Linked DNA regions of Homo sapiens: all the other regions are linked to region 3. The links are chromatin loops, found by intact Hi-C in ENCODE. Cell type or tissue: endothelial cell of umbilical vein. All regions are shown on one strand. Each heading gives the region's core, and the rest is flanking DNA. Links, peaks and the distances in the headings are about the cores only.

What was found. A loop is a pair of places that touch in the nucleus more often than their neighbours do. Peaks named below come from ENCODE experiments on the same cell type or tissue, not always from the same donor. Only the 100,000 strongest peaks of a DNase experiment are listed, where the experiment ranks them.
Region 1: a loop joins it to region 3, with 10 times the contacts of the local background. A loop is called at or near these places in 49 of 110 quality-filtered maps.
Region 2: a loop joins it to region 3, with 13 times the contacts of the local background. A loop is called at or near these places in 108 of 110 quality-filtered maps.

The regions. Positions count from the first base shown.
Region 1 is chr2:72,888,595-72,898,395 of GRCh38, reverse strand. It overlaps SPR (sepiapterin reductase), which reads right to left. Exons shown (of 3, transcript NM_003124.5): 2 at 9,792-9,801; 3 at 6,238-7,049. The coding sequence ends at 6,859. Among named protein-coding and RNA genes, the nearest start is that of SPR, 6.1 kb to the right of the region's middle. RefSeq lists enhancers at 1-795, 4,098-4,387, 4,788-4,877, 5,715-6,216. In endothelial cell of umbilical vein, for the core only: CTCF peaks have their summits at 4,607 (motif pointing left) and 5,498 (motif pointing left); DNase peaks (open chromatin) are centred at 4,565 and 5,495.
Region 2 is chr2:73,150,935-73,160,735 of GRCh38, reverse strand. No RefSeq gene overlaps it. Among named protein-coding and RNA genes, the nearest start is that of RAB11FIP5, 43 kb to the right of the region's middle. In endothelial cell of umbilical vein, for the core only: a CTCF peak has its summit at 3,937 (motif pointing right); DNase peaks (open chromatin) are centred at 4,005 and 8,505.
Region 3 is chr2:73,081,134-73,090,934 of GRCh38, reverse strand. It overlaps RAB11FIP5 (RAB11 family interacting protein 5), which reads left to right. Exons shown (of 6, transcript NM_001371272.1): 2 at 1,620-2,056; 3 at 2,186-2,885; 4 at 9,272-9,801. Among named protein-coding and RNA genes, the nearest start is that of SFXN5, 14 kb to the right of the region's middle. RefSeq lists enhancers at 4,992-5,041, 6,260-6,554. In endothelial cell of umbilical vein, for the core only: a CTCF peak has its summit at 5,130 (motif pointing left); DNase peaks (open chromatin) are centred at 1,124, 5,134 and 6,364; H3K27ac peaks cover 2,242 bases.

The sequences.
Region 1 (9,801 bases), core at 888-8,887, 190 kb after region 3:
CCCTCTCCCCCACCAGCCTGCTCTGTGTAAAAATTCCAAACTCCCAATCAAACCCCCTTCTCTTTTCTCCTTTCATTCACCTGCCCATCTTCCTCTCCTCTTCTCTCCTTTTCTATCCAAACTCATAATTAATCGCTCAAGGCAAAAGTAATGAATGTTAATTGGCCATCTGTAGGAAGACTAATTAAAATCTACCACGCTGGGGTTTCAAACATACCTATAGCAACGGAGTGAATCGGGAATGAGGCGAGGAGGGACTGAGGTAACAGCTGAAAGCCTGCAAAACACCATTGGGCTTAGGTGTGAGGGAACCACGCCAGAGAGGGGCCGAGATGCTGGGGAGAGGGAGAGATGAAGAGGGAGGAAAAAACTTCCACGATTTGCCGCGCCACTACAGGGCCTGGCATTTTGTGGCTGTTCTGTTTTGTGTTCAACAAACATTTACACATTTCCTTCTCGCTGGACATGGCCTAAGGGCTGTCTGCAGTTTCTCAACACACAATTGTTGTACCCCAGTCACAGGCCTGAACACACTCATTTATCCAGGGACACCAGCCCCGTGTCAAAATCACACACACATAAATCTCATGCACAGCTTTGCATGAGTTCCTGCTTGCAAGGTAACAACCTGTCACGTGCGCACACATGCACACCCAATTATGAATGGAGAGCAACCCAGAAATACAACATGTGGTTATATACCAGCACTCATAATCACATATATGTACATTGTTGATGCATACATGATTTAAACCCACAGACCCACTGTTATTCAAATACAAATGCTCATGTGCGCTCACAGTAGTTTTCAAAGTTATGCTTACATTCACACAATAGGCTTATAGGTGTGCATGTACAGCTATACACCCAAACCCACATTTGCACACCACACCATTATCTGGTAAGTTTTACATCAGAACACTTATACACAGGTACACACACAATTACACCCCTCCATGCATAAGAAAAGCTGAATGTTCAAACCCGCATAAGACTAATTCTAGGGTGGCAAACAGTTTTATATATATATATATATATATATACACACACACACACACACACACACACACACAGACACACACACACACGGCTTGGGCCCAGGGCAGGCCCATGTCTGATTCATATGTATCCGTGATGTGCATACACAGAGACCCAGGTCCCTGGTGAGAACATATTCCGGGTGATGGCTTCTGGGCTCGAACCACTGATACAAGTCTTTGGCTTCATCTCCTCTCTCAGAACACCCTGCTGTGAGCACCATGAGCATACAACGCCTGTTAGATTGTTCCATCCAGCCTTTGGGCAGAAAGAACCATGGATCTGAGGACAGCATGAGAGATGGCCTGGAGTTAAGATGGTCTCTGATGAGGCCAGGACAGGCGTGAGGGTGCCAGCCTGTGGGATGGGTGGCAGGGCCTTTGTATTCAAGTCTTCAAGGGGTCAGTTCCGTGGATCACGGGAGGATTAAATGGGGTGGGCATGGCATTGTGGGAAGAGCACCAATACAGGGTGGGGTCCCTTTGGCCAGGGTCCCTCTTTCCTCTTACTTGGGGTGAAAAAGCTGCCCTCCTTACTAGATAGTTTCTGGGGCCTCTTTCTCATTGCTATACAATTTCTCTGTGATAAGCTTAGATTAAAGCAGGAGGAAGTGCAAACACAAAAAAAGAGCGTCCTGACATTTGGGGCCAGGGAGGGGGGTTGAAAACCTGGAAAGAGTCACCAGAGAAAAATTTCTACCCAAGGATCCTTACAGGAAAAGGCTCAACATTCTCAAATCCTCCAGGCTTTGTGCCAACACCCTATGCTCCTGGAGACTTGGTGTTTGAGGTTCTTGGACCTTTTGTGCCCGGAGTCGGTGCCCAAGGCCCATCCTCAGGTCCAGCAAGGAGAGTGGTGTGGAGAAGAGTGGGTCAGAGGAGGGCAATGTTCTCGGTGCCCCAGAGGGACCTGGGTGCGGGATACATTCCCAGAAGTGGGAGTCAGACATAAGAAGGACTTCCCAGCTCTCAGAGAAAAATCCCTGACTACCAGAAGTGACTGACACACACCAGACCAGGTGCTCATCACCCCCTCTCTGGGTTCCTTCCAGGTGGCATAGCTACCCAACATCTCGACCTGACAAGCAGGAGACCCAGCTGCTCTGAGAAGTGACTGCCCAGAGCCCCATGGCTGTAAGTGGCCGAGCCAGGCCACAGAAGCCAAGTCCAGCGGGCTATCTCATAAAGCTGGGCGGCCCCGTGGCCACTCCCTGTGCAGGAAGGGAAGGAGCAGACCTGCTTTCCAGGGCTTGGACTTCCTGGAGAGCCTCCGGGCCCTTGGGAATCTCCCTCTGCCGACCAAGTCCTCAGAATTCTCTGGGAGGAACAGGCATGCACACACTCTCACACTCACACACACACTGTCCTATGACAGCTTCTACATTTGGAGCTGACAGATGTGCAAGGTAACAGCTCGGCAACGCCTGTGCAGCTGAGGCCCTGGCGTCGCGAACGGGATTATTTCCAGCAAGGCTCAGGGCGGCTGCGTGAGTGCATGCCCGGGGTGTGTGTGTGTGTGAGTGTGTGTATGTGAGAGAGAGAGGGAGGGGGGAGAGAGAGAGGGAGTATGAGCGTGTGTGAGTGTGTGAGGGTGTGTGGCTTCTCCCGCCATCTCTCTCCCTTCGTCTAAATCTGTCTTACTACATTTTCGAATCTTTCTGCCTGTTTCCTCCCTGTGTTTCTGTCCCTCTCTCTATCTTCCTCTCTCACTGTCCAGCTCGCCCTGTCTCCGTCTTTGACTCTCAAGGTGTCTGCTTTTGTTTTTCTGCCTGGATGCTCCAGAGCAGAGAGGGGACTTACCTCCTCTCAACTCCTCACTTTGCCCTTGGTCCCTTTCGTGTGTCACCTGGGCAAGCCTCAAGGAGGGACTCTTAGAAAAAGCTCATTTTGTTCCACAAAATGATGCAGCTGTCCCTGTCCTTTGCATAGGGCTCCTGCCCTGGGGGTCAGATAGGGGGATCTGGGGTTGTCCTTTGGCAGTCCTGTGGACTAAGAGGCTGCTAGACAGCTTTCAGGTTAGTTAGCTGAGGAACCACGCTGAGCACTAAGGTCATCTGGGGGAGGAGCCCCCAAGGGATAGGCATTTCCTTCTCTCTCCCTTCCTCCTTTCCCCCAGCTCCTCACTGAAAAAAGAAGTCCGGGACTCTCCTGGCTCACACGAAGGGCTCTTAGGGCTGAAGATGGAGTTACCATGGATGAAAGGAGAGACAAAGGGTGAGGTAGGAGAGGCTGGCTGGGAAGTAACAATCATTCCCTCGTGGGAGTGGGCTCTACTTCAAAAGTCTGAGACAACATCTGTGCTGCTCCCCGCCTCCCAGCACCACAGGTGGGAGACCTCAGGACTGGGGAGTGGGGCAAGGATGGCTCGCTCCAGGCTCAGAGCCCTACCCTCCATCGGCTCCCCCAGCTAACCCCAGAGGTTCAGAGTGATTCCTCAGCTGGTTTCCAGCAAGCTGTCTAGTGGCTTCTGGTCCACTCCCCTGCTTTTACACCCCAGATCACTGAGAGATGATGTGAGGGCTGGAGAGGTGCCACCTCAGGGGGTTTCTACCCCAGGGGACTTGGAGTCATCTTCACCCACCTCCCTGTCATCACACGGGAGCCCAGTAGCGAGGGCACGCCTGGGCGCTTTTGGGTGTGCTCACCTGCCATATGAGTCAGAATTATCGCATGCATGCTAGCCTATGAGGCCATGTTCTATGGGAAAGGACGAAGGTGAAGGAGGCCAGGAGGCAGCATTCCAGGGCTTAGCTCTCTGGGGTGAGGCACGGGGAGATGCTAGGATGGAGTACATCCCGGGCGGGTGACCCTGATGGCTGACAACAGACTCAGCACCAGCCTGGGTGTGGGGGCACACATATGTATTCATAGGAGGAAGGACAGGAATTGGGGATTCGGGGGAACCTCTTGACCAGACTAATCCCAGCTGGTCATGCTCTTGGACACTGGCTTTGGCCTGGAATATTCCCCTCACTCCCCCTGCTCCTTACAGGCCAGCTGCTGGCCCCAGTGCAGGTGTATTAAACACAAAACCAAAAACTGCACAGCGCTCTCACACCAAAGACAAAGAGGAACCTCGTTTGTCTTTTAGCTCATCTATGGCCCTGCTCGCTCCAGCAGCTGGGCCCTGGGCATGTGCAGGCATGTATTTGTGTGTGTGCACTCACGTGTGCTCATGTGTGCGGTGGCCAAGGCCAGGTCATGCGGTTGGGGAACACAGATGGTTAGCCCCTGGAGGGTGGCTGCTTATGGCCTGGAGGCCGCCACAAAAGCCTCCATGCCTCAGTGTGGGTGGACCTGGGGAGGCTGAGTCCAGGGCTGGGAGCAAGGTCTGGGAAATCCCTGAGGGCAGAGACTGTGGGTCACTGAAGAGGCCTCGGGACCTGACAGGAAGAGTGATGCTGCCCATCTCTGATCTCCCCAATTCCCTGGGGGCCCGAGAGTCCAGAATCCTGGGCTGCAGGGAGAGATAGCCCAAGAGAGCACTTCCGAAGCTCTTACATCTCTGGGCTCAGAGAAGACAAATGTCAGGCATGGGAGGGCCTCGCCACCTCGTGGGGACAAGCGGTACTCCTCACTAAGCCCCTGGCCAACCAGCCTAGAGGGGAGGTACAGAGTCAACCCCGATGATCATCCACAAGGAGCTGGACTGGCACTGCCCACCCTCACACTCCCACAGGAGCAAGGGGCCTGGTGAGGAAACCTACCCACCACCCACCACGTCATGAAAGGCAGCCCAGGCTGCCATAATCCATGGCCTCACCACACTGGAAACACCTCAGACGAAGGTGTCCAGGAAAGAATCTTGGAGTTCACTGCTCTAAGGAAACTGAAGCCCAGAGAGAGAGCAGGGCTCTGCCCAACACCCCACAGCATCTCTGTCATAGACAAGGTAGTGGGACTGAAGGTTCCTGACTCCAAAGTTCACACATTTTCCTGTAAATCCAAGACAAGGTATCCAGACCAGACCCCACCCTCACCTCCAGGAGGCTGAATAGGGGCAGTACAGTGAGAGTTTTTGCCTCAAGTCAGGCAGGGGAGGATGTCTGAACTGTCTAGAGGAGAGGAGGCTTCCAGCAGAGTTCCAGGATGAGCTGGATCTTGATATTTAAAGGCAATAAATAATATTAGCATCTACAGGGCATTTACCACAATGCTAGCACTGTGCTGAACATTTACAAACATTAGGTCACTTAATGTTCAAAATAACCCTTCAGGGTAGGTGCCATTATAATCCACATTTTTCAGATAAGGAAACTGAGGCACAGAGAAGAAACTTGCCCTGGGTTACCAGCTGTGGCAGAGCAGGAACCTGAGCCCAGTGATTTCTACTTCGATGGGGGCATGAGGGCAAGGCATCTGCTGGACCAGGTAAAAGTTCGCCCATTCCCTCCTAGGGGAGCAGGCAGGGCACTGCCAGCTTCAGCCTAGGGCCTGCCCTTCAGCAAAAGGCGCGGCCTCCATGCGCCCTCTGCTGAGCACAAGGAGGAGTTCCCTTCTGCACACTCAGAGGCAGGCTGAGTCCTGGAGTCAGCGGGCAGGGGACCACGCTTCCTTCTCCCAAATATGGCCAGGGGCCAGGGTGCTGGCTGCAGACCACCACTGCCGTGGAGCTCGCAGCCCAGCCTATGTCTACCAACCTGCACAAGGATTGGCTTGGTTGCAGCCCTGATTTCTCAGAGCTTCCCTTTCTTGGAATCTTGCCCATCTCCCCCAAAGGCATGCTGGTCCTAAGCCCACCCCACTGACGACCTGGACCATGGGCCAGATGGACAATGCCAAAAGGGCCAATAGCAGCTGGCATCCATTCACAGCATTGCCACGTGGACAGGGGGTGGAATTGGCAATCCACAGAGTTGGGGAAAGGACCCAGGCTTTAGGGCCATGTGGAGGGCAGGCTGTAAGCTGGGCCCTAAAAGATGGGTATTCTGAATAGCCCAGGGTGAGAAAAGGGCTATCAAGGCTGGGGTCAGCGTGGGCAACAGCACAAAAAAGCAGGCATGCCGATTGTGGGCAACTTTGCACCTGGGCTTGCCACTGAGTGGGGCCTGATGACTGGAGGCAGATGGCCCCCGGAAAGCTCCCTAGGAAATAAGGACAACACCTCACTTTTGGGTTAACTGCCTTGGGAATGGCCTTGGGCCCAGTGAACCAGGCAGTCAGTCATAGGCCCTGTATCAGAGGAGAAAGCAAGCATGAAGAAAGGACAATCTGTATTTTATTTGTATCTGCCTTTGGCGTGTATACAGACACCCAGGAGCCCCTTCTCCCAGCCTGGGGGAGGGGTGGTAGATTCTGAAGGAAGGAGACATCAGAGTGAGGACACAAAGTTCAACAGAAGGTCCTGCTACCCTCAGCAAGGGGCATCTATGTGGGCTGGGACATGTACCGTCTGCCCTTCCTCCCATCCAGGCCATCTGCGAATCTACATGGGTCCTCCTATTCGACACCAGATCACTCTTTCCTCTACCCACAGGCTTGCTATGAGCAAGAGACACAACCTCCTCTCTTCTGTGTTCCAGCTTCTTTTCCTGTTCTTCCCACCCCTTAAGTTCTATTCCTGGGGATAGAGACACCAATACCCATAACCTCTCTCCTAAGCCTCCTTATAACCCAGGGTGCACAGCACAGACTCCTGACAACTGGTAAGGCCAATGACCTGGGAGCTCACAGCTGGCTGTGCCTGAGGGCAGGGCAGCAGGCATGAATGCTTCTATGTGTAAGGCAGGACTGCCCCTATGGCAGGGTGTGGGGAGCCACAGGGCTCTGGGGTATGTCTAAAAGTGGGGGCAAAAAGGTTCAGGAAGCCAAAAACATGGGCTTATTTGTCATAGAAGTCCACGTGGGCTCCAGACTTGAACTCGTCCTTTTCCAGTAAGCTCAGCAGTTTCTGGGCTGACACCTTGCAATCCACCAGCTTCCCCTTTGCCTTCAGCTCCTGCAGCCCTTTTCGCATGTCTGGGTCCACGGAGGTCTCCCGGGCCAACTGCTGCATGTCTGTGTCCAGAGGACCTAGAGGATGAAAAGGAGACGATGAGGGAACATGGCCAAGGCAGGGACAGAAGGTTTCAGGTCCCTGTTTTATGTCGGGGGTGGGGCTGAGTCAGGTCTGGCCAGAGGAAACACGTCATCTTGGCTGAAATGTGTGGTCAGGGTTGCCAAAGGCTCCAATTTGTCACCATCAAGTTCTGGACTGAAATTCAAAAGCCCACTGAACATGGACCCTCTAGACTACCATGTCTAAAACCAAGATTCTCATCTCCTGTCCAACCAGCACCACCTCCTGACATTCCCATTTCTATTAATGAAGTATTCTTTTCCCAGACTCAAAACGTCCATCACTTCCTCCTTCCCTCCCCCATCGTCCCCAGAGCCAACCAGGCACCAGGTAGGACCCTTCAGCATCTACACATCCCGACAATCAGGCCCTTTTTACAACCTTGCTTCTCTCCCTGCCTCAGCTCCTTCTGTAGCCCTCTACTAAACTCATTCTACTAAAACATCACTGGGGCCCAGCTGCAGTGGCTCACACCTGCAACCCCAGCACTTTGGGAAGCTGAGGCAGGAGGATCACTTGAGGTCAGGAGTTTGAGACCAGCCTGGCCAACATGGTGAAACCCTGTCTCTACTAAAAATACAAAAATTAGCCAGGTGTGGTGGCACATGCCTGTAGTCCCAGCTACTGTGGAGGCTGAGGCACTAGAATTGCCTGAGCCTAGGCCAAGTGCAGTGGCTCACGCCTGTAATCCCAGCACTTTGGGAGGCCGAGGCGGGCAGATCATGAGGTCAGGAGATTGAGACCATCCTGGCTAACATGGTGAAATCCCATCTCTTCTAAAAATACAAAAAATTAGCCGGGTGTGGTGGCGGGCGCTTGTAGTCCCAGCTACTCGGGAGGCTGAGGCAGGAGAATGGCGTGAACCTGGGAGGTGGAGCTTGCAGTGGCCGAGATCGTGCCACTGCACTCCAGCCTAGGCAACAGAGTGAGACTCCATCTCAACAAACAAACAAATAAACAAACAAAAACATCACTGGGATCACAACATTCCTCCGCTCAAAACCCCTCAACAGCTTCCCAGTAGCCTGGCCTAATACTCAAGGCATCCTAGTCTGCCCTCCTCTGGGCACACCTACTCTACAGGCAAACTGAAGACCTGCCACGCCCACAGTGAGCCTTCGCACCTTTATTTCCTTTCATCAGGAATGCCTTCCATCTGCCAACAACCAAGGTCAATGTCCAGTTCAGCTACCTCCAATAAAGCCATCTCTAGTCTCCCCACCTAAAGGAATTGTTCCCTTCTTGAACTGTTGCAAGCACGTTCTATTCTTCACATAGGAATCACTCATGCACCCCAATATTTGCAGTTAATGGTCCTCGAGGGCAGAACATCAGAGAATTCCAGGGTTGGAGGGAGAATTTATCTCCTGGTCCTTGACTATTTTCCAATGACCTGTGCATCCCTGCTGAGAGAGGACTTGCTGCCTTTCCAAACAGCCCATTCCATCTCTGAGCACCTGTTAGAACATTCTTCCTGAGACCGAAATGAAAACCAGACTGGCCTCTGCCTTGGTTCAGGCCCTGGGGACCTCCTGAAAATCTCAGCTCCCTCATAATGCCCAGGGCAGCCTCCTGAGACCAAACGCAGCCATGTGGACTTCTGGAGTCTGCTCTGCTCCTGGTTGTAGCTTACATTTGGTCACTGTTGTTTGTGCGAATCCTTGGGCTGAATTCAGAGTGGATGATGAGTTGAATGTTGGTTGTGAGAATAATTGTGCATGTGTGTTGGGGGGCAGGGGTGGTAGGGGCTGGGGTACTGGAGAACATGAGGAAGAACTTGAAAGCAAGGTGGGATCCAGCCCTGCCACATCTGTGCTTTGTGCAGGCCATTCTACCTGTCTGCCCTGGGAGCCTGACCCTATTCCCCAGGGACACAGGCTACTGGATTTCTGCCCAAGTTGCTCAGGCTTTCCATGGCTGCTCTGTCACCACCTTCTGATTGCAGCAACCTCAAGCCTAAAAGAGACTCCTCACTATTAAGACAGGGGCGCTGTGGCATCAGAAACTAGACCCAGTATCACAAGACTCCCTGTCCTTTGGCGTTCATGAGAGCAAGGGATCTATTCTATTTATCCCAGAATCCTCAATAGTGTTCCAGCACAGTTCAGCCAGGGATGGTCAGCACTCAACAAAGTCTGTCTGCTCTCCATACAGCTAGCATGTCCTGCAGCTTGCCTTAGTGTAGTGCTTTGCTAGGTGTTAGGAACACACATCTGCATAGTGCAAAGGCTTTCCTGTCAAGGGAGGGAAGGAGGCAAGCAAACATATGCAGACAATACAGTGTGGTCAGTCCTATTTAACAATGAGGCAACACTTCACAGGTCAGGGTCATTTTCACATACAGTATCTCATTCAGTCTTCCCAAGTGCCCTGTGAGGCAGGGAGCGTCTTCCCCATTTCACATGAGGAAGGCCTGGAACTCAAACCCCAGTCTTCTCCCAAACTCCATCTAATACCTCAGACCTTCCTGCCCCACCCTCCAGTCCAGGAAACTCCTCACTCTCTACCAGTATCCCCGGCCCCTGCCACCTCTATTTCCCCTGGGTCTGTATTTCCCCTAAGGGGTGATGGGTCAAGATTCAAGGACAAAATCCTGTGGGTTGTTTCCTGGAGGGGGCGGACTAGGCCGCTTGCCCAGCCCCCAGAGGCGCACCAGTGGGTTCTGGAGGACAGGGACGGCAGGACTTCCCACCTACCTGGGGCATA
Region 2 (9,801 bases), core at 833-8,832, 70 kb before region 3:
AGTTGCAGGAAAACAAGCTCAGGGCTCCCACTGATTCTACATTATGGTGAGTTGTATAATTATTTCATTATATATTGCAATGTAATAATAATAGAAATAAAATGCATAATAAATGTAACATGCTGGAATCATCCTGAAACCATCCCCCCTACCCTTCCATCCATGGAAAAATTGTCTTCCACGAAACTGGTCCCTGGTGCCAAAAGTTTGGGGACTGCTGGACTAGAGCACTGCTCTAATTACACAACTCTGATCAAAAGCCTTCACTGCTTCCAAGGAAAGCCCCGATGCCAGACTTGCCATTCAAGGCCCTCCATGCATGGGGCCCAACCTGCCCATCCTACCTCCCATGGGCACCCCACCCTCCAGCTGTCCTTGGTGTGACCCTCTCATTCTCGCATCTTCATCTCAGCTCATGCTGAGGAGTGCCATCACCCCTTGGCACCCCTCATCTTGGCGAGGCCAAATCCAATCCAGGCTTTGTGGTTCAGATGAATGCCGCTTCCTCCAGAAAGCCTCCACTTCACAAATAGTTGGCATAAAAAAGAAATACTGTCAATTTGTACCCCAAAACTTCTTTCCTCTCTCTTAACATGAATCCCATCCTCTGTGCTCCCACCCCAGCCATTCTTACCTTCTCAGAGGTCTCATTTTAGCAACTACGCTGGACTGAAACCAGTTTGGCCAAAATCAAGCTGAATAGCATAACAATTTTATTGATTTATTTATTTAGAGACGGAGTCTCATTCTGTCCCAGGCTGGAGTGCAGTGGTACGATCTCCATCACTGCAAACTCCGCCTCCTGAGTTCAAGCGATTCTCCTGCCTCAGCCTCCTGAGTAGCTGGGGTTACAGGTGCCCACCATCAAGCCCAGCTAGTTTTTGTATTTTTAGTAGAGATGGGGTTTCACCGTGTTGGCCAGGCTGGTCTCAAACTCCTGACCTCAGATGATCCACCCACCTCGGCCTCCCAAAGTGCTGGGATTACAGGCATGAGTGAGCCACTGCACCTGGCCAATTTTATTTTTTAAAAAGAAAATATTCCACAGTCATTTAAAATTTATTTACTTATTTCTGGATAGTTAATAGATTTACACTGTTAAAAATTCACTTTTTAAAAATTTTTTTGAGACAAGGTCTGGCTCTATTGCCCAGACTGGAGTGCAGTGGCACGATCTCAGCTCACTGCAACCTCTGCCTCCTAGGCTCAAGCCATCCTCCCACCTCAGCCTCCCGAGTAACTGGGACTTCAGGCATGCACCACCATGCCTGGCTAATTTCTGTATTTTTTGTAGAGATGGAGTTTTGCCATGCTGCCCAGGCTGGTCTTGAACTTATGAGCTCAAGCTATCTGCCCGCATCAGCCTCCCAAAAGAGCCACCTGCCCAGCCTCAGAAATCCTTAAGATAAAGTGAGTACAAAGTAAAATCCTCCCTTCTTCCCGTCTCCCAGCCACACAGTTCTTTTCCTCACAGGAACCAAATTTTATTAGTATCTTATGTATTTTCTCAGAGATCTTTTGTTGTGGTAGTTTTATTTTGTTTTGGTTTGGTTTGGTTTGGTTTGGTTTGGTTTGGTTTGGTTTTTGAGATGGAGTCTCTTGTCGTCCAGGCTGGAGTGCAGTGGCATGATCTCGGCTCACTGCAACCTCCGCCTCCCAGGTTCAAGCAATTCTCCTGCCTCATGTTGTGGTAGTTTTTAAATATCTCACATTTATTTGATACTCCTCCCTTCAGGAGATGGCACTTACTTCCACTCCCCTTGAGTTTGGGTTGGACTTAGTGACTTGCTAATAGAATAATCACACATAAACATTCTATTCTAGAATCTTCTAGAATAGAATATTCTATATTAGCAAATAGAATATAGTGGATGTGGTGGTGATACAGGCGTGAGCCACTGCCTCCGGCCTGGAATTCTGGTTGTTCTTTATGTAAGGTATTTTCTGACTTTTGCTGAAATGAGTATGTATTACTTCGTGATAGAAAAAAATGATAAAACATAAAAAAGAAAATATTTAAGATTATATCATTAGATATGTTTGTTCCAGTTAGTTACTTACTGTTAGAACATCATTTTGTAATAAATCTCATCTTGTTAGGCATTTATTTAGCCTAACCAATCCCTTATTGGACATGTAAGTAATTCCATCTTATCTTAAACCACATGACTTTTGCCCACATGTTAGACTAGCTATTCAATCACCCTTCTTTTGTCCTTCTTCTGCAACCTCCCTTCACAGGTTTTGGTTCCTTCCCATCTGCAATTAAACCCCCTCGGGTCTCTCCCATTAAAACAAACCACACCCCTCTTTGCCCCTTTCTCACTCCTAAACTCTGGTTCCACCTTTCTTGAACACTGGTCAACCTTTTGCCTTCCTCCATTGAGCAGAAGTGTTCTCCTGATCTCCTTGTGGCTAAGGTAACAGACACTTCTCAGGTCCCTTATTACTCAAGGACGCCATGCCATTGCTCCTTCCTGAAGCACTGTCTCTGGGTTTCCAGGTCACACACTCTCTCCCTACCTGTCTAACTGCTCCTCTGTGGGCTCCTGTGCTTCAGAGCCAGTGACCTTCAGGTTTGGCTCTGTTGTCCTCTCCTCACTCTACACTCCCTCTCTGGGGGCTGGCTCACCCCCATGGCTTCAGTGACCTCTGTCTGTCGAGGGCTCCCAACAGATCCCATCAGCTCCCTGCTGTCCCCCCTAGTGCTAACCTGAATAGCAGCCACCTAATGAGCCCCTCGCTGGGAAACACCCCACACACTCAGCTTGTCCCACGCAGGACCCATCATCGCACACCCCTAGCCTCACTCAATCTGTTCTTCCCTGTTCCCATCAGTTTCTCAGGCTAGAAGCTTGGGGGAGACTCCCCCCTCTTCCTCAGACTCCACACAGAGCCTGGCACTCAGGAGCAGTCAATAAATATTAACATTTATTTAGTGACTTTAATCAACCACCACATCCAGATGACTTTATCTTCTAAAAGGAGTCTGTTGGCCTCCTTCCACCATCTTCGCGTTTGTTACTTGTTTATCTCTCCATGAGGCTATGGGATCCATTTTAGAAGCGGCAGAGGTGTGAACCCAGGACACCTTAATGAGATGCTACGGGAGGCCGGGCGCGGTGGCTCTCGCCTGTAATCCCAGCACTTTGGGAGGCCGAGGTAGGTGGATCCCGAGGTCAGGAGATCGAGACCATCCTGGCTAACACGGTGAAACCCCGTCTCTACTAAAGCTACAAAAAAATTAGCCGGGCGCGGTGGCCGGCGCCTGTAGTCCCAGCTACTCGGGAGGCTGAGGCAGGAGAATGGTGTGAACCCGGGAGGTGGAGGTTGCAGTGAGCCCAGATTGCGCAACTGCACTCCAGCCTGGGCGATAGAGCAAGACTCCGTCAAAAAATAAAATAAAATAAAATAAGATGCTACGGGAGAATGAAATCCAGGCTGCTTTCAGGGCGTCGCGCTGCGGGACTTCACGCTGTCCCCCAGGCGTTCCCCCTTCCATCCAGGAGGAAGAGCGCCTTTTGAGTTGCACGTCCTCAGGGCTGCATCCGAAGGAGCAACTCTTTCTAAGCACCCGAAGGACAGGTGACAGCTGTCCACTCCCAGAGTCCAGGTCCGGCAGGCTGCACCCCCCTCACACTGGCTCAGTCTGACTGAGCCCAGGGGCGTGGGGGTCTTCTGCTTTCGGGAGGTACCCCTCAGGCTGTGAGCTAGGGGAGGGAGGGCCGTGCGTCTTGTGGATCAGTGGGGGCAGTGAGGTTGACCTGGGTCTGGGAAAGGAATGATGACCGACTTTCTCACTGCTCGCAGCCCGCAATGGGGGCGGCCTTCCTGGCTGGAGCCAAGCGACCTGATTTCTTGGAGAGAAGGAAGTCAGAACCCTGATCTGGCAGCGCCTCCGGGAGCCGAGCTGCTCACTGGAGTGGGAGTTCTGGGACAGCAGCAGAGGGCGCCCTCGGTTCATCACTGCGCCCTGCGGAAGTTGCCTGGTGGGGACTTGGGGGCGCACGTTCCAGTGGCAGCGGAACAGAGGGGTAGCGCCAGAAGACTGCAAGCCCCAGTCAGGAGACCAGGCAGGAGGCTGGAGCATGAGACCTGGTAGGAGGCAATCAGTGTTGTACAAAGACCGTGACAGCGGGGATGGAGCCGGGATAGGAGTTTGGATGTGATGGGAAAGTTCTGATAAGCCATTGCATGTGGGGAGCAACTGTGAGGGCCTGGGGAGCTGACTTCCACCTTTGTCTCCTGGATGACATCCAGAACTCGGATAGGAATACAGAAGAGGGGCCGTGTGGTGGCGGTCAGGGAAAGTGAGTAGGGTTTTGTGGAACGTGAGGTCCTGAGGACATCCTGTAGGAGATGTGTACTGGCAATTGATAAATAATTCTGGAGCTCTGGGGAAAGGTTGGGGTTAAATATGCAGATTTGGGATAATCATTTTGTGTGCAACCATGCAAGCTATGAAGTGGCTGAGAGTTCCCAGGTTTCGGGATAAAGGCAGGTCCAAGGCAGAAGCACTGGGGAGCATCAGCATGGGAGGGACTGGGGGTGTATATACCAGAGAGGTGGGAGAGAACCCAAGGGAGCGTGTGGTGAATGCAAGGGGCAGGAGAGTCTAAAAGTGGATGAAGCCGGGCGTGATGGCTCACGCCTGTAATCCCAGCACTTTGGGAGGCCAAGGTGGGTGGATCACTTGAGGTCAGGAATTAGAGACCAGCCTGGCAAACATGGCAAAACCCCGTATCTACTAAAAATACAAAAATTAGCTGGGTGTGGTGGCGGACACCTGTAGTCCCAGCTACTCAGGAGGCTGAGGCAGGAGTATCACTTGAACCTGGGAGGCAGAGGTTGCAGTGAGCCGAGATGGCACCACTGCACTCCAGCCTGGGTGACATAGCAAGACACCGTCTTAAAAAAAAAAAAAAAAAAAAAAATGTGTCCACTTGCCCGCCCTCTAAAGAAACTTTGCCAATCTGGTCCCAGGATCTTTTATCATGTATGGTCCAGAGTGGGAAAACAGACAAAATTAAGAGGCTGGAGGGAAGGTGGGGCCTTCAGCCAGAAAAACGAAGTTTATCTATACAATATAAACAGGTGTGTTGACGGGGTAGTTAGAGAAAGGAAGTCCATGTGGGGTGGGGCGGGGTCCCTGCATTGGGGCTTAAGTATGAGGGTTTCCAGAAGAGCTCTAGGGTAAAAGAGAACTGGGAGAGGGAAATCAAATGGGTCTTGAAAAGTGTGTTCTAGTGGAGTATAAGTTGAATTTCTTTTTGATTTCTGTTTGGAAGCCAAATAACACATATTTGAATAGGACTCTGTATCTATGTTGAACCACATAGGACCTCAGCTTTCAGTAGAATTCATTAAACTTTAGCAAGCTAGGATTAGAAAAAAACCTTAACATGACAAAGGGAAACAATCAGAAATCAATTGCATACTTAATGGTGAAATAGTGAAAGCATTCTCACAAAATCTAAGACCGACACATAAATGTCCACTGTCATTGCTATTATTCAACATTATACTGAAGGGTCTACTAAGACAACAAGACAAAAGAAAGTATACCTTCTGGGCCAGGCGCGGTGGCTCATGCCTGTAATCCCCCAGCACTTTGGGAGGCCAAAGCAGGGGATCACCTGAGGTCAGGAGTTCAAAACCAGCCTGGGTAACATGGCGAAAACCCATCTCTACTAAAAATACAAAAAATAGCTGGGCATGGTGGTGGGCACCTGTAATCCCAGCTACTTGGGAGGCTGAGTCAGGAGAATTGCTTGAACCCAGGAGGCAGAGGTTGCAGTGAGCCGAGATCGCACCACTGCACTCCAGTCTGGATGACAGAGCGAGACTCCATCTCAAAAAAAAAAAAAAAAAAAGTATACATTTGGAATTATTAACTGGAATTCACCCACTGGAAACTTTCCTTTATTAACTACTTGACCAAAACACAACTAAAAATATCATTATTTGCAGATGCTGTTACTGTACTATGTACCTAGAAAAGAGAGTTAACAGAAAAACTATTATAACTAACAAGATAATTAAGTGACCACATACAAGATTAACATATAAAAATCAACAGTTCTCCTACTTACCAGTAACAAGTGATTAAAAAACATCAAAAGTTCAAAAGATCAAAAATACCATAATTACTCAATACAGGCAACATTTGTTTACCTACATGTTACCAGTTGATTTGCTCACCATTCCTTCTTGAATCTCTGACATTCCTTCATTTTCCTTCTTCCTGAAGGAAGATCATTTTCCTTCTTCCTGAAGAATATTCCTTGGCAGTTCTTTAGGACAGGTTTATTGGTGCTAAATCAGTTTCTGTTTATCTGGATATGTCCTTAATTCACCTTATTCTTCAAAGTTGGTTTTGCTGAATATATGATTCTAGTGTGACAGTTATTTTCTCTTAGTCCTTTGACTTAGCCCTTTCTCTTAGTCCTGTATTATTCTGTTGTGTTCTGTTTTTGTTTTTTGTTTTGTTTTTGTTTTGCTCCTGAGACAGAGTCTCACTCTCTTGCCCAGGCTGGAGTACAATGGTGGGATCTTGGCTGGGATTACAGGTATGCACCACCACACTGGGTTAATTTTTGTATTTTTAGTAGAGACAGTGTTTCACCATGTTGGCCAGGTTAGTCTCAAGCTCCCAACCTCAGGTGATTTGCCTGCCTCAGCCTCCCAAAGTTCTGGGATTACAGACGTGAGCCACCATGCCTGGCCTATTCTATTATCTTCTGTTTTCTGCGCTTGCTGTTGAGAAAGTCAGTTCAATAGTTGTATCTTTATAGACGATACAACTTTTCTTTTTTTTTTTTTTTTTTTGAGATGGAGTCTTGCTCTATCGCCCAGGCTGGAGTGCAGTGGCGCGATCTCAGCTCACTGCAAGCTCCACCTCCCGGGTTCATGCCATTCTCCTGCCTCAACCTCCCAAGTAGCTGTGACTACAGGCGCCTGCCACCACGCCTGGCTAATTTTTTGTATTTTTAGTAGAGACGGGGTTTCACCATGTTAGCCGGGATGGTCTTATCTCCTGACCTCATGATCCACCCACCTCAGCCTCCCAAAGTGCTGGGATTGCAGGAGTGAGCCACCACGCCTGGCCAGGTGATATAATTTTTCTTCCTGATTACCTTTTTTTAAAAAAAAATCTTATGGAAAATTTTATAAATTTACCTCAAAGTAGACAGAACAGCATAATGAACTTCTACATTCCCAACATCCAACTTCAACAGTTTAACAACATTTTGCCAATAGTGTTTCTACATTCTGCCTCCCCTCCTCACAGGCATTCTTTGTTTTACTGGAGCATTTAAAGCGAATTTCAGATATATTCATGGATCAAGTTGTATTTCTTAGAGATAAGGACCTTTCGCCTTATTTTTCTGTTAATTTCTTAATATTATCTAATTCCTTATGCATGTTTAAAAGTGGATGAGTATCCCCATTGCCAGCCTGATTGTTCCAAAAAGCCCTTTTTACAGTTGGTTTGTTTGACTCAGCATCCAAAGTCTACACTGTGCATTTTGTCTTTTAAGTCTCCTTTCATCTATAACAGTCCCACTCCAGCCCTTTTTAAAGCTATTTATTTGTTGATTTAAAACAGGCCATTTGTCCTGCAGAATTTCCCGTAATCAGAATTTAGCTGATTGCTTCCTCATGGTGTCATCTCACTTGTTCCTCCAGCCCCTGTATTTCCCATAAATATCTATATCTAGAGCCTTAATGTAGTTTTTTGGGTTTTGTTTTGTTTTTTTTTTTTGGCAAAAACATGTCATAGGTGTCACTGTGTGCTTTCTATTATGTCAGTCTAGGAGGTACATTTTGCGTGGTTGTTGTGCTTTGATGTTAAATTCATCTGTTACTTGATTAGGGGTTTCTAAACGGTGGTTTCCCTCGAATTCTATCATTTCTTCTCTAATTATTAACTGGAATTCACCCATTGGAAACTTCCCTTTATTAACAACTTGACCAAGACGTAACTAACATCCCTTGATTGATGAGGTGTGGCAGCGTGTATGTATGTGTAATTATGAAAATTTTCTGTAAAATGCAGTTATTATTTATTATAATGATGCTATTATTATCTTGTCTTTAGCAAATGTCCCTTCAAGTTGGTTCCTGTGTCCTTTTATTTAATTAATTAATTAATTACTTTGAGATGGAGTCTCACTCTGTTGCCCAGGCTGGAGTGCAGTGGCGCGATGTCAACTCACTACAATCTCTGCCTCCCAGGTTCAAGTGATTCCCCTGCCTCAGCCTCTCGAGTGGCTGGGACTGCAGTTGTGTGCCACCACGCCTGGCTAATTTTTTTTGTGTGTGTATTTTTAGTAGAGATGGGGTTTTGCCATGTTGGCCAGGCTGGTCTCAAACTCCTGACCTCAAGTGATCCACCCACCTCGGTCTCCCAAAGTGCTTGGATTACATATGTGAGCCACTGCGCCCCACCTCCTGTGTCCTCAACCTTAGTCATTGCTGACAACTTCCTTCCTTTATGGCTCAATGAGATCTCCCAGGTTTCTCTTGTCCATTTCTTGCCCTAGAACTGGCACCAGCCATTTCTCCAGGGAGCACTTGTTCCTTTTAGTGAGCAAAATTGGCCACTAAGTGTGCTTATTGCTACTGGGTTGTCATTTCTTCAGAGGACAGAGCTGGAAAATACATATTAAAAGTAAGGCATGGGTCCATATTGATATTTGTAATTCAGTTGTAAGATGATAAGATTTTCTTTTCTTTTTTTTTTTGAGAGAGAGTCTCACTCTGTCACTCAAGCTGGAGGGCAATGATGCAATCTTGGCTCACTGCGACCCCCATCTCCTGGGTTCAAGCAATTCTCCTGCCTCAGCCTCCCGAGTAGCTAGGATTACAGGTGTCTGCCACCACGCCTAGCTAATTTTTGTATTTTTAGTAGAGACAGAGTTTCTCCATGTTGGCCAGGCTGGTCTCAAACTACTGACCTCAGCTGATCTGCCCGCCTCGGCCTCCCAAAGTGCTGGAATTACAGGCGTGAGCCACTGTGCCCAGCCAGATGATAAGATCTTTAACTGAACTTTTTTTTTTTTTTTTTGAGACGGAGTCTCGCTCTGTCCCCTAGGCTGGAGTGCAGTGGCGCGATCTCGGCTCACTGCAAGCTCCGCCTCCCGGGTTCACCCCATTCTCCTGCCTCAGCCTCCTGAGTAGCTGGGACTACAGGTGCCCACCACCACGCCCAGCTAATTTTTGTATTTTTAGTAGAGACAGGGTTTCACAATGTTGGCCAGGATGGTCTCGATCTCTTGACTTCGTGATCCGCCCACCTCGGCCTCCCAAAGTGCTGGGATTACAGGCTTGAGCCACTGCGCCCGGCCTTGAACTTCTTTTATTTTCAATCTCTGGCTGCTTTTACAACTTTGTCTTTAGTATTCTTCAATATCCTTACAAGAATCCCATGAGTGGAATTCTTTTTATTTATCCTTTTTGATATTATATTGTGCATCCTGTATGTCTGGATTCATATATTTTATCAATTCTGGAATACTCTTCCTTAATCTCTCTATATATTATTGATTTTCTGACATTCTTTCCATAATGTCTTTCTAGTATTTCAGTTAGACAAATGACAGGCCGTTTCATTCTATACCCCATAGCTATTACATCTTCTTTCACATTTTCCATCTCCCTGTCTGTCTTTGCTGCATTTTAAGTAATTTCTTCACTATTTCTCTTTTTAGCTGTGTCTAATCTGTGGTCCAATGTACAAAATAAAATGCTTTTGCATTATGGTATTGTTTGTTGATATAAAACTAGAGGAAAATTAAA
Region 3 (9,801 bases), core at 691-8,690:
TGTTTGTTGTATTTGAGAGCCAATATCAACACGTCATTGTTAACTAGAGTCTATACATTATGTTAGGGTTCACTTGCTGTTTTGTGCATTCTGTGGGTGTATAACAATGCATGTCCACCATTACGGTAGCATGCAGGATAGTTTTTCTCTCCTGAGAAGTCCCTGTGCTCTGCCTATTCATCGCTCTGTCCTCTCTTCAATCCCCCAGCAACCACTGATCTTTTCACTGTCTCCATAGTTTTGCCTTTTGCAGAATGTCAAATAGTTTTGTCGTGCAAGCATGAAGCCTTTTCAGATTGTCTTCTTTCACTTATGTATGTAAGATCCATCCGTGTCTGTTCATGGCTTGATAGCCTATTTATTTTTATCATTAAGTAGTATTCCATTGTCTGGATGTACCACAGTTTGCTTATCTTTTCACCTACTGGAGGACACCTTGGCAGCTTCCAAGTTTTGGCAATCATGAACAGAGCTGCTATAAACATTTGTGTGCAGGGTGTTTCTTTGGACATAAGTCTTTACCTCAGTAGGCAAAGTACCAAGAAGTGTGATTGCTCCTTGTGTGATCGGAGTTTGCTTAGTTCTCTAAGAAACTGCCAACCCCTGCATAAGAACATCTCTCCCCAGTAGGGCGGGCCCCAGCCACCCTGTGTGGTGGCCATGTGTGTTGGGGGCTGTCTCTGTGTCTCTCTGGGCACAGTGGGTGTGCACCGGGAAGAACTTAAGCTTTGGAGGGCTGGACACCTGGCTCTGAGTCTCCACGGATGGGTTCCTTTACCACTGAGCCTCACCCTCCTGATCTGTACAATGGGGTAGTACCTCTTACCTCATATGCTTTTTGGGAGGTATGTGCGGGAGTGAGGTAAGAACCCTCATGCTGGTCGTAATGCACCATAGATGCTCAACAGATATGAGCGCTCTTCGTCTTTCCTGGGTCTCTTTCTGCCATTCTTGTCTGTTCCTGCATCTTGTAGAGGTATTCCTGACAGGGCTTGGGGTGAGTCAGTGTGTGAGTGAGGTGTGTGTGTGTGTGTGTGTGTGTGTGTGTGTGTATACATACATGAGTGTATGCACTAGCATTCCTGTGTTCCTGGCCCTGGGCCTCTGGGTGAGCTGTTCTTTCCTGGGCTCACGGTGGCTGGGAGCAGAGCTTTGGCTGGGACTGGCCAGAGGAGATGATGTCAACAGGGAGAAATGTGGGTAGGTCTGTCTGTGCTGGGGCCTGGAGATGGGAGGGCTCTCCCAGGCCCAGCCTCACCCCTCTGGGCCTCAGAGTTTCAGATGTAGGGGAGATGGGGCAGAGGAGAGGTCTCTGAGCACCAGGAGAAGGTCCTGGGGTGGGAGGAGGCATGGTGTGGTAACCGCCGCCCTACCTGGTGGCACCCGAGGAGCTTCCCCACTCAGGATGTGGTTTTCTCCATCATGGAAATGTTTTGGATAGTTTCTCAGCTGCATCTGAAGCCTGGAAGCCCAGGCCGATGGGTCAGAGCAGGAGCCTTTGGGGAGAGGCTATCAGTGGCTCTCAGAGCAAGGAGGGGTCTGGGCAGTGCCTGGTACCGGGCGGGAGCCAGGCTCCCTGGGCCCGTGACTGAGTTCTGCCTGCTCCCCTCTTCTCACAGGTGGTACAAGCTGCACTCCAAGCCAGGCAAGAAGGAGAAGGAACGCGGCGAGATTGAAGTCACCATCCAGTTCACGCGCAACAACCTGAGCGCCAGTATGTTTGACCTGTCCATGAAGGACAAGCCAAGGTCTCCCTTCAGCAAGATCAGGGACAAGATGAAGGGCAAGAAGAAGTATGATCTGGAATCTGCCTCTGCCATCCTCCCAAGCAGCGCCATAGAGGATCCTGACCTGGGCAGCCTGGGCAAGATGGGCAAAGCCAAAGGCTTCTTCCTCCGCAACAAGCTGCGCAAGTCGTCCCTGACCCAGTCCAACACCTCGCTGGGCTCGGACAGCACCCTGTCCTCAGCCAGCGGGAGCTTGGCCTACCAGGGACCTGGCGCCGAACTCCTCACCCGCTCACCAAGCCGTAGCAGCTGGCTGTCCACTGAAGGGGGTGAGCAAGCACAGGGCCGCCGCCCTGGGGAGGGGGGCACTGGCTCTCCCCTTGGGTGGTGATGAAGGCCTGGGGCCAGGAAATGGGGCCTCTCTTCCTGCGAGCTAACTCTGTGTGTTTCCCCTGCAGGCAGGGACTCTGCACAGTCCCCCAAGCTGTTCACCCATAAGAGGACCTACAGCGATGAGGCCAACCAGATGCGAGTGGCTCCTCCTCGGGCCCTTCTGGACCTTCAGGGCCACCTGGATGCTGCCTCCCGCTCTTCGCTCTGTGTCAATGGGAGCCACATTTACAATGAGGAGCCCCAGGGCCCTGTGCGGCACCGCAGCTCCATCTCGGGCTCGCTTCCATCCTCTGGCTCCTTGCAAGCTGTCTCTTCCCGGTTCTCCGAGGAGGGGCCTCGTTCCACAGATGACACCTGGCCCAGAGGCAGTCGTAGCAACAGCAGCTCAGAGGCAGTGCTTGGACAGGAGGAGCTGAGTGCTCAGGCTAAAGTCCTGGCCCCTGGGGCCAGCCACCCTGGAGAGGAGGAGGGGGCCCGGCTACCAGAGGGCAAGCCAGTCCAGGTTGCCACACCCATAGTGGCCTCCTCTGAGGCTGTGGCAGAGAAGGAGGGAGCCCGGAAGGAGGAACGCAAGCCCCGGATGGGTCTCTTCCACCACCACCACCAAGGCCTAAGTCGGAGCGAGTTGGGTCGCCGAAGCTCTCTGGGGGAAAAGGGGGGTCCCATCCTGGGGGCCTCCCCACATCACTCATCCAGTGGGGAGGAAAAGGCCAAGAGTAGCTGGTTTGGCTTGAGAGAAGCCAAGGACCCGACTCAGAAACCCAGGTAAGTCGTTGGCAAGACCAACTTTGCTCCTTGGGGAGGATGCTGGGGTGTGTGCTGCCTGGACCCTGGGGCAGGGAGGAAGGAGTAGATATGGACCTCAGGCAGGCTGCTGGGGCTCTGGCTTTGCATGGTTTAGTGGGGTGTCTCCCTAAGCCAAGGTTCGTTCTGTGCTCACGGACACAGGTGAGTTACGAGGGCATAGTGCTCTGAGAGTCCTATGGATTGAGGGGTCCGACTTCTCAGCCCTAGGCCTTGCTGCATGAGTTGGCATGCCCACCCCCTGAGCTGGAGGGAAGCAGGAAAGTCCATTTGTGTGAATTCTTTGCTTCCTGACCTCCACCTCTTGCCCTCTGGCCTCAAGGTAAGGAAGCCTTGGTAGAGAGATGAGGACTGGAGACCGCACTCTCAGACTTCCCTTCCCCTCTCTGGAGCTAGAGGACTTCTCCCCAGCTGTCTCTGTGATCACTTCCCTCTGGGAGACGGGAGTCAAATAACTGAAGCCACCACTCCTTCCCCCGTCCATTCACCTGCCAGTTGCTTCCCCAGGCAAGAGGCTGTGGGCAGCTCCCATGAAATCTGTAACCCATCTCTGTCCTTGGAGACCCTGGGAGCTCTGGCCCTCTCTGATGTCTCTTGGTCTTGAGGTATGGCACCGTGGGAAGTGCTGGTGGCAGCTGTTTTGTTTTGAATATACTGAGTCCCCCATTTCAGGCCCTGGGCAGAGACCCTGATGCCTACCATTTGCTTCCTCCTAATTCTGAGCCAGGAGAGGCTGCAGAATTGTATAGCAGGGTCCAGAGAGGGGCTCCAGGTACAGGTCACAGAAGTGTGTGTCGCACCTTCCCAAGGGCCTGGGGCCAGCCCTCATAGGCAGCATCTGTGGCAGCCCTGGCCAGTGTGGTGAGAGCACTGTTTCTCTCAACAAGCCTGCCCTTCCCGCTCCATGGCTGCTTGGACAGGTTTAGAGGACAAGCACAGTAACAAGGGGGCAAAAGATAGGGCAGAGGAAGGACCCTAAACCTGTTGCCCAGAGGGGAGAGGAATCTTGTAGTCCTGGCTTTTTGTTTCCCTGTGGCACTCTGAGTCTGTTGAGAGGAGTGGAGAGAGACATGCAGGCCTTTCTAGGTTTGGGCCATGGTCAGCTGACAATCCCTGTTAGACCCTCATAGATAGGGGTATGGGGGGGTGGATCAGTTTCAGGGGCATGCCACCCCTTGCCTCCCTTGCTTGGTATGGCAGCTCCTGTCCCTACTGCCCCGCCCCTACTCACCAGAGCTCAGGTGAGCTGCTGGCCATCTGCGGCCTAGGGGAAGATTGGGAAGAAGGGGACAGGCCTTTCCCAGATGCCAGGCTGAGCCTGGTGTCCCTGTGACAGCCAGCCAGAGGTATTTGGAGGTGGTAGGGTAGAGGGAGGTAGCAGGAGATCTGGACAGGGCATTTGCTGGGAGGAGCTGAGGGCCTGGATTGAAAGGGGCACAGAGCACAGGCTCAGTGTGGTTGTGCGTACGGTGTCTCTGGGCCTTTTCTGGGGCAAGGTGAATGCTGGGGCCATTTGTAGGTGAGTCCTGCCCAGGCTTTGGGCTTGGACTCCCACAGGCTGTGAGTCTGTGGGGTTGTCACTGGCCTGGGGCACTTACAGTCTCCATCCTCTTTCTCCTGCTTCCCCATATCTCCTAATGGCCTCTTGGAATCTGGAGGATTTGGGTCACTGATGGCCATAAGGAAGCTGAGGTTTCTGTCCTGCTGTCACTTGAATTCTGAGCCTTGTCTTTAGCAGGATGGAGGGCACTCAGCATCCCTCCCAAGATGGGGCCTATTTGCAGGTGGCGGCTGCAGGGCCAGGCTCTGTGGCCGTGCATGCAGATGGGGTGGGAGGGGCTGTGCTTTGGGTAAGATGGCCTGGCCTGGACAGATGTGACACCTGGCCTTTGAGCTCAATCAGCAGCATCCTGGCCTTGTGTGCCTTGCAGGGAGGGGAAGGCTGGCCTGGAAGAAAGGACTGTTGGCGCTTCCCCAGAGGGCTTGCTTAGGGCCTCTGAGGAGAGAAGGAGAGGTGGGCTGCCTCATGGCAGGAAGCTGTGGGTTAGACCCAGAACTGGAGTGACTGAATGTAGCTGCAGGATCTCCAGCTGGGGCCTGGGGAGCCTGTCCCCAGGTCCAGAGAATGGGGGCCTCTGCCTTGGGGCTACCATTGCAGATTGTGGGATGTTCCTCACTAGGAAGAACAGCGGCGCCCTCTAGTGCTCCCATGTGGCACTGATGCCCCACAGAGAGGCCCGGGGCTGAACGTGTTGAGTATGGTATCCAGAGAAAGGCTGCTGCCGTGGGGAAGGAACAAATGAGGCTATACAGGGCTGAGAAGAGGGTCCTGCTGTTCCTCTGATGTGGCCTTTGTCTGCTGGGGGCCATGGCAGTCACACTGGGCCCCTACCAGTGTGTGCTGGAGCAGGGAGTAGGTAGTTGAGACCAAGCTTGTCTTGGCCACAGGACTTAGCCTCATTCCCCTGCCCTGTTATGAGCCATTCACACTGAGCTGCAGCACAGGCTACTTCACGTGTGTTTGAGGACAGGCAAGACCACGCATTTTAAACCCGCCAGGGCCAAAGTGGATTGTCTTTGTGTCTATCCCGGGTCATCCTTGTGTTCCCTTGTTCCCCGCCCCCCACACTAACCATAGGACTCTATGCACAGAAGGGGATCAAATGTTGATTACAAAAACTTTTAAAGTTGGGAATAAGTGTGGTACAACATAGAGATGAGTGTATCATGATGGTGGCCTCTGGCAGTCTCTGCAGTGCCTCCCTGCACCAGGTGTGGTAGGCAACAAGGTCCCTCCCTGTGGGCCTGGAATGTGCTGTGGCAGCGGAAGGAGCTTGGCTGCATTCTTGGTGGTGTAAATGAGTAACTATAATGTGCTCCCAGTGGCTTGGAGTTAGTGCAGCCTCACGTCCTGCTCTCCTCATGTGCTCCTCACAACCATGCTCTTGTCATGGTTACTGTATTAACAGTGTTCTGGTTTGGAAGATAAATGATACGTTCTCCCTACTTACAGCTTACAAGGCCCCTGTCACCTCATTGTGCCCAGGTGATGGGAGAGGATGTACCCGTCTCTTGGACATGTTTCCTGCACGTTGGGCCCATCTCAGGAGGGTCAGGAGGTCGTGCCTCAGGATGGAAGGCTGAAGGGCAGTGTTGCTAGAGATGAACGTGCCTCCAAGGCTGGCTTCGGCCTTTGGGGGATTGCCTGGTAGAGAGCTTGTGCAGATTCACTTGCCATCTCTGGGACCAGTGTGTGGAAATAACAAGGACACAGAGCTCTTTTCAGCCCAAGGAAGAGTTGTCTGCTAGTGACACCTGGCCTTCAGCTACAGAGGTAGCCCTGTGGTGTAGTGTTTAAGAAGAGGGGCTGTCAGGGTGAACAGGTGGTTCCTGTGTTGAGTGGCAGGTTCAACCAATTGTTCAGAGCTTCCTGCAGGCAGTAAAGTTTTATTCCCTCAGGTTGAAGGGGCAGAGACATCTGGACTTCTGACTTCCTTCCCAGCATTTGATCCTAAAAGAGAAGACAAATCAGCATATATTGCTGCCCCCACCGCTTGGGGGTGGGGAGAGTGTGCCAGGCCGGCACAGTAGGTTCTAGGATGCAGAGGTGTTTATTTGTTCTCAGAGCATGACCTGCAAAGACAAGCATACGTGGGAATATGTTCCTGACCTGGGCCAGGTGGAGTGGGAGGGAGATGTTTTGAAGTGAGAACCTTCAGAATGTGCACTTGGTGTGGAGCAAGGAAGAGGAAGGCATGAAGGAGGGATGTGTTACCAGATAGGAGGATGGACAGATGCCCTCAGAAGTACTGCTGGCTCTGTAAAGCCTGCCAGGCCTGGTGCTTGGAGTCCCTTCCTCCAGGGAGAGCCCTTTGCTGATTCTATACAAACAGGTTTGTGTGTACCTCTGGGGAGCTGGCCGGGAGAGGGAGGTTGCCGAGCCTAACCTGAGGCTCCCAGTCTACTCCCCTGCCGCTCTTGTCCCTGCAGTTCTGACTGCCAGCCAGGTTGCTGAAAGACTGCAAGGGTGAGTGCAGGCCAGGTTAGGGCTGAGGGGGCAGAGTTAAGCGTAGTGCTTTTAATGTTGATGGGACTCTCTTCCTTCAGACCACTGTGGCCTATTGTCATAAAGGGGGCTGGGGAGAGAAGCAGCTCAGAGTGCTCTAGCCCTGTTCCTGGGGGCCCGGGTCCTGTAGACAGGGTTGGGCTGGGTGTGGTATGGATGCACTAATGGCAAGTGGGCTGAGGTCAGGCTCTTGACCTGGTGGTGGTGTATGTTGCTTCTCACTCCCCTTGGTCCCCACAGCAGGCATGTGTGCCTTGGCCTGGGGCTTGTCTGGAATGAAGGGAGAAAGGGCATCTGCTGGGGTTGAGGCTCTGGGCCCACGATTCTTCCTCTTTTGGTATCTTCACCATGTCCATAGAAGCAGGGTAGTAGTGGAAGCCCAGGTGGGGTGGGAACAGGTGGGAATTTTTACCTCCCTCTCCCTCCATCTTTAGGTGGAGGGGATGAGACTGAGAATTTACCTTTGGATGGGGAGTTATTGTAAGGGGAAAAATAGGGTCAGGAGACTCTCGGGAAACTGATTCTTACGAGAAATCCCTGGGTTTGGGACCTGTGAGGCTGACCTCCCTTCTCCCAGAACCATCTTTGGAGCTACCTGTGCCTCTGTTTAGTTGGACTCCTTCCTGTGGTCCGCCCCTGGTGGTAGCTGCCGAGCTGACCTGCCTCAGTCCACCTCTGTGTGGGTCTGCCCTCTTTGGGCCCTGGGTTCCTGGGAGAATCCGGGCAAGCTCCAGACAGCTCATGCTCTTTCCACAGGTGCCCTTCCTACCCCAAGCCACACTCCTTATGGGCTGGCTGGCCAAAGCCCGGCTTCTGCCCCTTCAGGACTCACTGTCTACATTTCCTGTGCAAGAAGCTGGTTGGCTTGAAAAGTCGGATGTGTAGGGGTTTCCCCAGGATATTTCCACCTGGACAGGCAGGAGCCAAGGAACAGGGGTCCTGGAAGCTTAGAGCCAGGCCTGGGAGACCAGCCATGAGGAGGGAGACTGCTTAGAAGGCAGAGGGTGAGGCCACCGAGGTCTGCCTCTGACGGTGGCTCAGTGGCAAGGCAGCCATTTTTTCTGGCCTTCTGTCTGGGTCCTAGGGAAGTGAGAAGCTCTAGTTTGAGAGCACGCCCCTGCCCGCATCTCTGGAGTCGGCCTCACTCTGTGGATAAGCACCAGTGCAGGGGGCGTTTCCCCCAGAAAGGACCCTGTCCTGGACAGATGAAGGCCAGAACCTGTTCTCCAGTGTCCTAAGAGCACCTGCCCTGTCCCCGTCCCCAGAGTCCCTGAGAAGCCCCTGGTGACATCCAGAGTTGCTGCTGCTGTCACACTGCCAGCCTTGGCAGACAAAGGCTGGACCATCAGGGCACCTTTTGGTTGACGTTCTCCACAGGTGGCTTATATTCCTTAGCCAGTTAGGCTGCCCCTCAAAGAAACAAGACACCTTGTCACACCCAATGACAGCCCGTCATTACTTCTGCTTCTGCAAGGGATCAATAGAACCCAGGCTGTTTCAAGTGTCAGAATTCTAGGTGCCCTGCTAGGTCCTATAAGTTCTGGTTTTGTCCAGCCAGATACCTAGGCCTGGCCTTTCTCTGGTCTCTTTATCCCCCCATGCCAGCTGGTGTTTTCTTTGCTTTTAGTCCTAAAAGGGGCCAGGCTTAGTGGCTCATGTTTGTAATCCCAGAACTTTGGGAGGCCAGGTGGGCAGATCACGAGGCCAGGAGTTCGAGACCAGCCTGGCCAACATGGTGAAACCTCATCTCTCCTAAAAATACAAAAATTATTCAGGTGTGGTGGCACACACTGAGGCACAAGAATGGCTTGAGCCTGGGAGGCAGAAGTTGCAGTGAGCCAAGATCGCGCCACTGCACTCCAGCCTGGGCAAGAGACTCTATCTCAAAAAAAAAAAAAAAAAAAGGGATGTAAGGCGCTTTCAGATTAGTTTTCCCAGATGTAAATTCCTTGTTGAGTAGAACCTTAGAAGCTTCAGCATGGGATAGAGGAAAGAACACTTGGTTAGGTTTGGATCGGATCCTGCCTATCAGATGAGATGATTTCTCTCTGGGGTTGGAGTGAGCATTAAAATAGCTTTGCCTGGCATATTTCTCCTTGGGAGGCACTTGATAATGTTACATGTTGGGGTCTTCCCTCTGTACCCTGGCCCAAGTAGGTAAATCCAGCCTATGTGTGTGTTATGGCCCCTGGTCCCGAAGCAGGGGGTGGGGCGTGGGACTCAGGGGCCTTTCCAGTCTTGGCATTAACCAGGAGGCTCACGGTTTTGTCTCCCTCCACAGCCTGGACGTGTCTCCTCAGGTAGAATCTGACCCAGCTGCTCTTCCTCACCACCTCCCCTGCTCCCCCTGGGCTCCGGCCCCTCCCACTCCTGCTCCCACTGCTGCTCCCATGCTAAGCACTAACCTTTTTGCAGCCGCCTCCCCCGCTGCTGCCACTGCTGCCGCTGCCGCCACCACCGCCGCCCCTGAAGCCACCCCACCTGGATTATTGGGTCTTACCAACCCGTTCCTCACCTCTTTGCAGAGCAACCCCTTCTTCGAGGAGCTCATAGCCGACATAGCACTAAACTCTCCTTCACCTGCTCCCTCTCTCCCCAGTGCCTCGAGGGCCAGCCCCACCCCCCTGGCCTCCCCTGGGAAAGCCCTGCCTGAGTGGGACAACACCTTCAACGTCTTTGCTGCCAGCAGGCTGCGTCCAGAGGCCAGGAGCGAGATCCTGGCCCCTGCAGGAGTGGGGCTGGAGGCGGCAGGGCTGCAAGACCCAGGCCCTGGGGCCATGACTGCGAAGGCAGCTGAGCCCCAGGGAGAGC